Regions from separate parts of the Homo sapiens genome. Here all the other regions are linked to region 3. The links are chromatin loops, found by intact Hi-C in ENCODE. Cell type or tissue: mammary epithelial cell. All regions are shown on one strand.

Region 1 (2,500 bases), 80 kb before region 3:
CAGGAACCACCACCAATCTGGCACCAGAATGTGAAATCTTGGCTTGATGTTTTTCAGACCACAATGCATACTGTGAATTGGACTACAAACCTGTGTGAAGGAGGGTAACAAATTCTCAAAGAATACTTCTTTCCCCTTTTCCCAGAATCAAAACTGATACCTGTACTGGATACACTTTCTGGACATTTGTATTTGTGGGAAAATATATTTTGGTTCATCCTTTCCCTAAGGGTGCTGATCTTCGAAGACCCTAGTTTTATGTGAAGTCACCTAACCTGTCGGTTCACCAATAAAATAAATCCAAAGCTCTAGTTTACAACAGTAGCCAGACAGCTTTAGGCTGCTGCCAGATTTACCAGTCACCTATCTGGATTTGTGCTCCTGCTCAGCTTCTTTGTTTCTGACCATTTCCTTAAGCCGTGCTCTTAGAAAGCATTCAACATTTTATCCAGTATTTTTGTATACTTTGAAGGGGGATGGCTTTAGGATTCCTTTGGTACCATATTGCCAGAGAAGTCTAACCATCTTGCACAGAATTTCACAGTTGGCACTGTCAGATCTCCGATTTAAGTAAACTCATTGTATGTGAATCCAGTGGGTTAAAATGTAAGAATAAAGAAAAGAACTAGCATTGACAGAGTGTCTACAATGGGTCAGTCATTCGTAAATGGAACCCTCACCCAACCCTTAGAAGGAAATTATAAAAATATTATTCTGAGGATAAAAACCTCACAACCTGAGCCTCTAGTGGTTAAGAAACCTGCCCACAATAACACAGGGGTGAAGCTAGCATTCAAAACCCTATTTTGCTATTTTATACATTTAGTTCTTGATTGATGGCTCTTCCCTACCCACAGAAAAGTTTTTCTATGGTACATAGAAATTTGTCTAGCGTCTCCTTGAAAAGCAGAGGACTATGACAATTGATGCCAAGAGACCTTAGGCAAGTTCTAGAATTCTAGGCAATTTTTTGAAAATATTCTTACCAATATCTATCTATGTATCTATCCACTGATTATCTTTGAAAATAGAGAGTAGACCTTTTAAGTAACATGAGAGAAGAGACTATGTCCTTGCACATGTTTGTGGCGTTCACAAGTCCCTGAACAATGCTATAAAATGAAAGATATTCAACAAATACCTCTTGAATGACCAATTTGCCTTTATTCATTATTACAGAACCAAAGTGTGTCTGCAAATATCAGTGCTCTGGATAATTCAAAATGTGTTGAGGCAGAGTCTGTCATCCCTACAAAGACACATGTCTCTTAGATTAGGGCTGGGACATTCCAATCTACCCCATGCTGTTTTTGAACACATTTCTCTTCCCTGAGTCAGTTTGCATCAGCTACTTCAAGCCTTGTGACCTGTTTTAGCACCTCGCACCCTCCTCTGGTATGTCAGAGAGTTTGAGTCACAGGTTTCAGTGACTCTGAAAGAAGACCTCACATTCTTTCTCTCAGTTGCCATCATTGGCCCAGGTAAGTAGGTTACTGCCCTGGCATACCTCATCCCACCTGCACTTGTGCCTCAGGGCATTGTTTGCTCTGGACACTCTAGTGTGCAGGGCTATTATTGTGTAAGTCACTGCTATCTTGCAGACCCATAATGCTTACTGATGCATTACTGTATTTGCTATTAGAGGGCTCTGTGTTCATAGGTAGGCCATTTCAATGTGCTCACTTAAGAAGGACAATATTTTACTCCTCCTGAGTCGGTGGAGTCATCCTGTCTCATTCCAAGGATTACCTTACATTAGTGGCTTTGAGAAAGTCAAACTCTATGCCTGGCTAATTCATCTTTGGAAAGAAGTTACTGTTGAACAAGGGAACCCATGAGGGCTCTTGCTGTGCTTGTCTATGCTAAAGGGACAAGAAAGCAAATAACTCTTTCAATCTCACTTTAAATTGAAGCATAGGACTGGCTCTTTGAACTGGAAAATGTTTATTTAAGAATGCACAGCTCCTTGCAGCTTTGCATCAAAAGGCTCTGTGTCCAAGGAAGAAGGTGGAGACAGGTTAATAGCCTTGAGAAGAACAGCTTGTAACATTAGCCTCTTCTATCCGCCTTTCTTCCAGCAGTAAGTGCAAGAGCTTGGCTTAGAACTGCAGGCACTTACTTGAATACTAGGAAGCTTTCATTTGACTGCACATCCATGGTGTAAGGACATTGGTCTCTAAACATTTTGAATGCCAAGAAGCAGCTTTTCATGTAGCCTACACTAGCTCATTAGAGATTTTGCTTAAAAGAAAATGAATGCACTTTTATTTAATTTCCTTCTCTCAAAATTTGCTACTGGCCAGGCATGGTGGCTCACCCCTGTAATTCCAGCGCTTTGGGACGCCAAGGCAAGTGGATCACCTGAGGTCAGGAGTTCAAGACTAGCCTGGGAAAGATGGCGGAACTCCATCTCTACTAAAAAATATAAAAATTAGCAGGGCGTGGTGGTGCACGCCTGTAATCCTAGCTACTCGGGACGCTGAGGCAGGTAAATGGCTTG
Region 2 (2,500 bases), 52 kb after region 3:
TTTTTCTTTTTTATGTTCTTTTTACTTTCCCACAAAAGCATTTCATAGTTTGTTGCATAGAAGTCTTTCCTCTCTGCCTCAGCTTGAAAATTTTTTACTGGCCTACATTCTAAACAACAAATCTGCTCTCCAGCTGTGTGATCCCCTAGTAATCACATATGTGACACGGTTAAATCAGATATTGTAATTTTCATTTTTTTTCTTCTTTCTTGGTTTTGTTTGTTGATATGCCTGGTACTGTTTATTAAATCCTAAACACTATGAAAAATCATGTAAAATTTCTGAATTATTTTATGTAATTTCAAAAAGGATTTTCTTTGTCTTCTTGAGGCAGATCCCTTAATCCAATCAGAAATTGAGCTGGTTTCAAATTGGATTTTAGTCTTACAAGGCTTTATCTAATTTCTGGCTTGCCCTTATTCCTGAAATATAGTACAATCAGCCCTTAGTAACCACGGAGAATTGGTTCTAGGGCCCCAAGCAAATACCAAAATCCACAGATGCTCAGGTCCCTTTTGTAAAATGGTATAGTGTTTTCATATAACCCACACATATCCTCTTATATATATAATCATCTCTAGATTACTTATAAATTCTAATGCAATGTAAATGCTATGTAGTTAGTTGTTATAGCCTATTGTTTAGGAAATAATGACAAGAAAAAAAGGTCAGTACATATGCAATACAAACAACCACCTTTTTTTCTCCCCTGAGTATTTTCAGTCCTAAATTGGTTTAATCCATAGACGCAGAACCCACCATTAGGGAGGTCTGACTGTACTTCACGGGTTTCAGCTGGGTTAATAACTAGGCTCTTCTCCTTTGGCAGGCTTTGAACCACATTTTTTTCACTGCAGTATCATGAGATATCCAAGAATTCTGCATCAAGTTTTTGGCCTCTTAGCAACTGATTTCTACTCAGTTTATCTACCTTTCAGCAGGAACAATTTAATAATCAACCAAAAACTTTACGAGAAAAGCAGCTCAGGGTGTTGGTCTCATTTCTCTCTGCTTCCCTTTCCTTTGGAATTTTGGCCCCTCAAGTCCTGGTTGCCTTAGCAGGGCTGAACATCAATTTTTGTCTCCCTGGGGCCACGAGACTCACAAAAGCTCTGCTCAGAGTCTCTTCCTCTTTGCCACTGAGTTATTCCTGACTCACTTGCTCAGCCTCTTTGCCCAGGATATGGACAGGAAAAAGCCTTAGGGGAAAATCAGCATAGAATGGCAGGTTTCTCTTTCCCTCAATGAGCAGGCTTTCTCTTTAAGATACTGAACCCTCAAATCTAGTCCATTTTAGTGAGTCTTTACTCAGATTGTGTGTGTGTGTGTGTGTGTGTGTGTGTGTGTATGTGTGCATACTCTACTCAGCTTTTCGTTTTGTTATTGATAGCAGGTTTTGTCCACCTCTGGCTGGTCCTTCAGAGCTGTTAGCTGAAGCAGTGTCTGATAGATTGAAAAAGCAAAAAATAAAGGACTCATAATAACCTTTCTAGTAAATATCCTTTTTTGCCCCTTTAACATAGCCTGAAAGAAGGAATGTGAAAAAAAATCTCAGAATTATCAAATTTCCCCATAGAATTTCATGCCACTGATAATATTTCAGGCACAAAATGTTTTCTGTTTTTAAAGTTTTTCCATATATTGGACTATAAATTCTTAAATTATCATATATATGGTAGTCCTTAGTGCTGGTTTCCAGATATTCTGGTTCTTCCTTCTTCTGGCACTTCCACCTTCTAGAGGATTCCCCATCCTGGCTCCTCTGTGGTGGGATACAACTTGCTCTGGCCAATGCATTGTGAGTATAAGTAAAGTGCCTGTATTAGCAGTTATCTCATTGCTATAAAGAAATACCTGAGACTTGGTAATTGATAAAGAAAAGAGGTTTAATTGGCTCATGGTTCTGCAAGCTGTACAGGAAGCATAACAGCTTCTGCTTCTGGGGAGGCCTCAGGAAACTTACAATCTTGGTGAAAGGCAGAGGGGCAGCAGGTGTGTCTTACAGCCAGAGCAGGAGAAAGATAGAGGGGGGAGGTACTACACACTTTTAAACAACCCAGAGCTCATGAGAACTCACTCGCAACAATAGTACTGGTACTAAACCACTCATGAGAAACCACCCCCATGACCCAATCACCTCCCACCCAGCCCCCACCTCTAGCATTGGGGATTACATTTCAACATGAGATTTGGGTGGGGACACAAATCCAAACTATATCAGCCCCCCATTGAGACCCCCAGAGTTATTTTCTTCTGCCACTGTGACCATTACTGGTCTAAACTGTCCTGCATTTTAGGGTGAAAATGAGAACAACATGGAACAGAATTCCTTCCTAAGCCTCAGGAGATAAATAGCATGGGCAATAAATTAACCTTGTTTTAAATCATTGAAATCATGAGGTTGCTTGTTACTGCATCATAACACAGCTTATCCTGATTCATACATTAAAGATTGCAAGAAATATATAGAATCCCATTTTATTGATAAAATTAAACAAGG
Region 3 (2,500 bases):
AAGAACTTGACAGTCTATGAGGTCAGAAAGGCAGACGTGAAGGGCAATAAGGCTAAGCAACAAAGCTTCTTCCAGAGGAGCAGATATATTTATGGAAAAATGCAGCAATTCAACTCAGAGTGAAAATGCAACGACCATCACTAGAGAGTGGAAATAATCAGTCAACGAACCCAGGTTTTGTCTACATGACATAAATAACTCTTGGGGGTGGGTTGCTTTTTTTTTTTTTTTCCGTTCCATTGGCCAATTTAGGCATACTGTGAACAGAGAATTTGATTAAGCTCCAATGTAGTGTAAGGTATGGCTTAAAATTTGTTGTTAATATCCTTGAACCCTCACCTGTCCATAGCACCCACAGGAGCAAAAAGCACCACCTTCATTACTGCCCACATCCTTCCCAACTGCACTCTGTGTTCGTGGATCTGACCTAATGGGTGAAACACTGGGGTGTTTTCTCTATTAGAGCAATGTCATGAGGCAAGGGTGTGCTGTCTGCCCCTTGAGAACATTTGTTTGTAAAGGGGTTAGAGTTTTTAATATATATGCAAAGAATGATAATGAAATGTGTCTGGCCTGAACATAATCAAGCAAGATTCCATCGAGTTTCAACAATCCAGCGCGCCAGGGTTGAAGACATTTTTACCGTAACTCGTATTTTCAGCCCTGTGAAGTTGCCGCCCACACAGGAAATGACTTGGAACAGGTGGTCCTCAGAGCTTGCTGGTCTTGTCTGGCTCCGTGGGTAATGCTTGTGGGCTCCTGAGTCACTGAATAATTATGAGCCTGAACAAAAGGCTCTCAGATAAGCCCTCAGTCAAGACACAGGGAAAGGCAAGGTGCAGAAGATGACTGTCTGAGCGTGCTAACTGTTCAGAGCGAGTTGATGAATGAGGCTCTGGAGGAAACAATGCCTCCTTGGTTTTGCTCTTCTTGGCTCCCCTGGCACCTGGTGGCAGAAGGACGAGAAAGCACAGGTGAGGGGAGTGTCGTTGCACACCTTGGCTTTTAATGAACTTAAATGCATTAGAAAACACCCTACTTAGAAACAGTCCTCCCAGAGACAATGAGCTCTTATTTCTGCACTGTGTGCCCAGTGCTGTGCATGTAGAGGCTGTATCTCTTCTCATCCTTTCCCAGGATGGGAAGTGGTGATATAATCTTTCCCATTTCACAGAGGAAGGAACTGAGGCGCAGGAGCTCACATACTTAGCTTTATCTTTCATGAGGGGAAATGGATGGGGTTATGGGCTCAATTATGTCCTCCTATACACACACACACACACACACACACACACACACATCTGTGTATGTGTATAGAAGTCCTAACCCCCAGTTTCATGGAAAGTATCCTTATTTGGAAATAGGGCCATTGCAGGTGTAATGAGTTAAGATGAAGTCACATTGGAGTAAGGTGGGTCTCTAATCCAATGTGATAGTTGTCCTTATTTAAAAAAACAAAATGCCTTGTGCAGACAGGGAGAGGGCCATGTGCAGACAGAGAATTCGAATAATACATCTACAAGTCAAGGAGTGCCCAGTACTGCTACTGGCAACCACCAGAAGCTATGAGAGAGATGAGGAAGAAGCCTCTTTTACAGTTTTCAGAGGGAGCATGGCCCTCCGACACCTTGATTTCTGACTTCTAGCCTCCAGAACTGTGAGACAATAAATTTCTGTTATTTTAAGTCACCCAATTTGTGGTACTTTGTTATGGCAGCTCCAGAAAACTAATAGAGATGAGAACTCACATGTATTGGGGGCCTGGTATGTCAATGTTAATAGAACCTAAAATAAATAAATAAATAAATAAATAAATAAACAAACAAACTTCATCAGCTACAAGTAAGAAGGAATTACTAACGTGAGTATGTGATTCAAATGAAAATAATGTGAGTGGATAATGTATGGCCGAGAGGGTATAAGAGTTAGTGGTTCTGTTAAAAAGCACAGAAATGAGAAAGAAAGGGGTCCGTGTGCAAATTCTAGAATACACCTCTTGATGGGGGTGAATTAGACCCTACTTTAGGGGAAAAAAAAATACAGGTGAACTCCTGCCACCTCTATCCAACTGCAAAGTTAGAGCCACAGTGTCTACAAAACCACCTTCACTTCTGACATCAATTTCAAGTTCAGGGGGCTCTCAAAAACACACTCAGTGTCAATAAGTCACTAGAAGGAGCACAGGACTCACTAAAGCTATTCACTGGTGATTGCAGTTTATTACCGGGAAGAATGCAGCTAACATCAGCTAAGGAAAGAAGCACATAGAGCGGAACCCAGAGAGTACCAAAGGCAGGGCTTCCATCGTCCTCTCCCTGTGAATAACAACAGCATCACTTTTCCAGCATGCTGTGCAACAACACACCACGCAGGGAAACCCACCCGAGCCTTTGCATCCAGGGGCTCCGCTGGGGTCTTATCACCACCTAGGCATGGCTGGCTGCCCAGGTAACTGGGCTCAGTTCCCAGCCCCTCAGACCAAGCTGAGACCACATGACCT

The links. Hi-C counts contacts between places; a loop is a spot of excess contacts. Peaks named below come from ENCODE experiments on the same cell type or tissue, not always from the same donor. Only the 100,000 strongest peaks of a DNase experiment are listed, where the experiment ranks them.
Region 1: it touches region 3 in a loop (9-fold over the local background); 3 of 110 quality-filtered maps call a loop at or near these places.
Region 2: it touches region 3 in a loop (3-fold over the local background); 2 of 110 quality-filtered maps call a loop at or near these places.

The regions. Positions count from the first base shown.
Region 1 is chr21:35,216,703-35,219,202 of GRCh38, reverse strand. The region is part of intron 1 of LOC124905015 (a long non-coding RNA gene); the gene reads left to right. Among named protein-coding and RNA genes, the nearest start is that of RUNX1, 170 kb to the right of the region's middle. RefSeq lists an enhancer at 902-2,101. In mammary epithelial cell, no CTCF peak of the experiment used is centred here; a DNase peak (open chromatin) is centred at 1,432; H3K27ac peaks cover 2,343 bases.
Region 2 is chr21:35,085,240-35,087,739 of GRCh38, reverse strand. No RefSeq gene overlaps it. Among named protein-coding and RNA genes, the nearest start is that of RUNX1, 37 kb to the right of the region's middle. In mammary epithelial cell, no CTCF peak of the experiment used is centred here; a DNase peak (open chromatin) is centred at 1,159; H3K27ac peaks cover 2,225 bases.
Region 3 is chr21:35,137,183-35,139,682 of GRCh38, reverse strand. No RefSeq gene overlaps it. Among named protein-coding and RNA genes, the nearest start is that of RUNX1, 89 kb to the right of the region's middle. In mammary epithelial cell, a CTCF peak has its summit at 947 (motif pointing left); a DNase peak (open chromatin) is centred at 812; H3K27ac peaks cover 2,500 bases.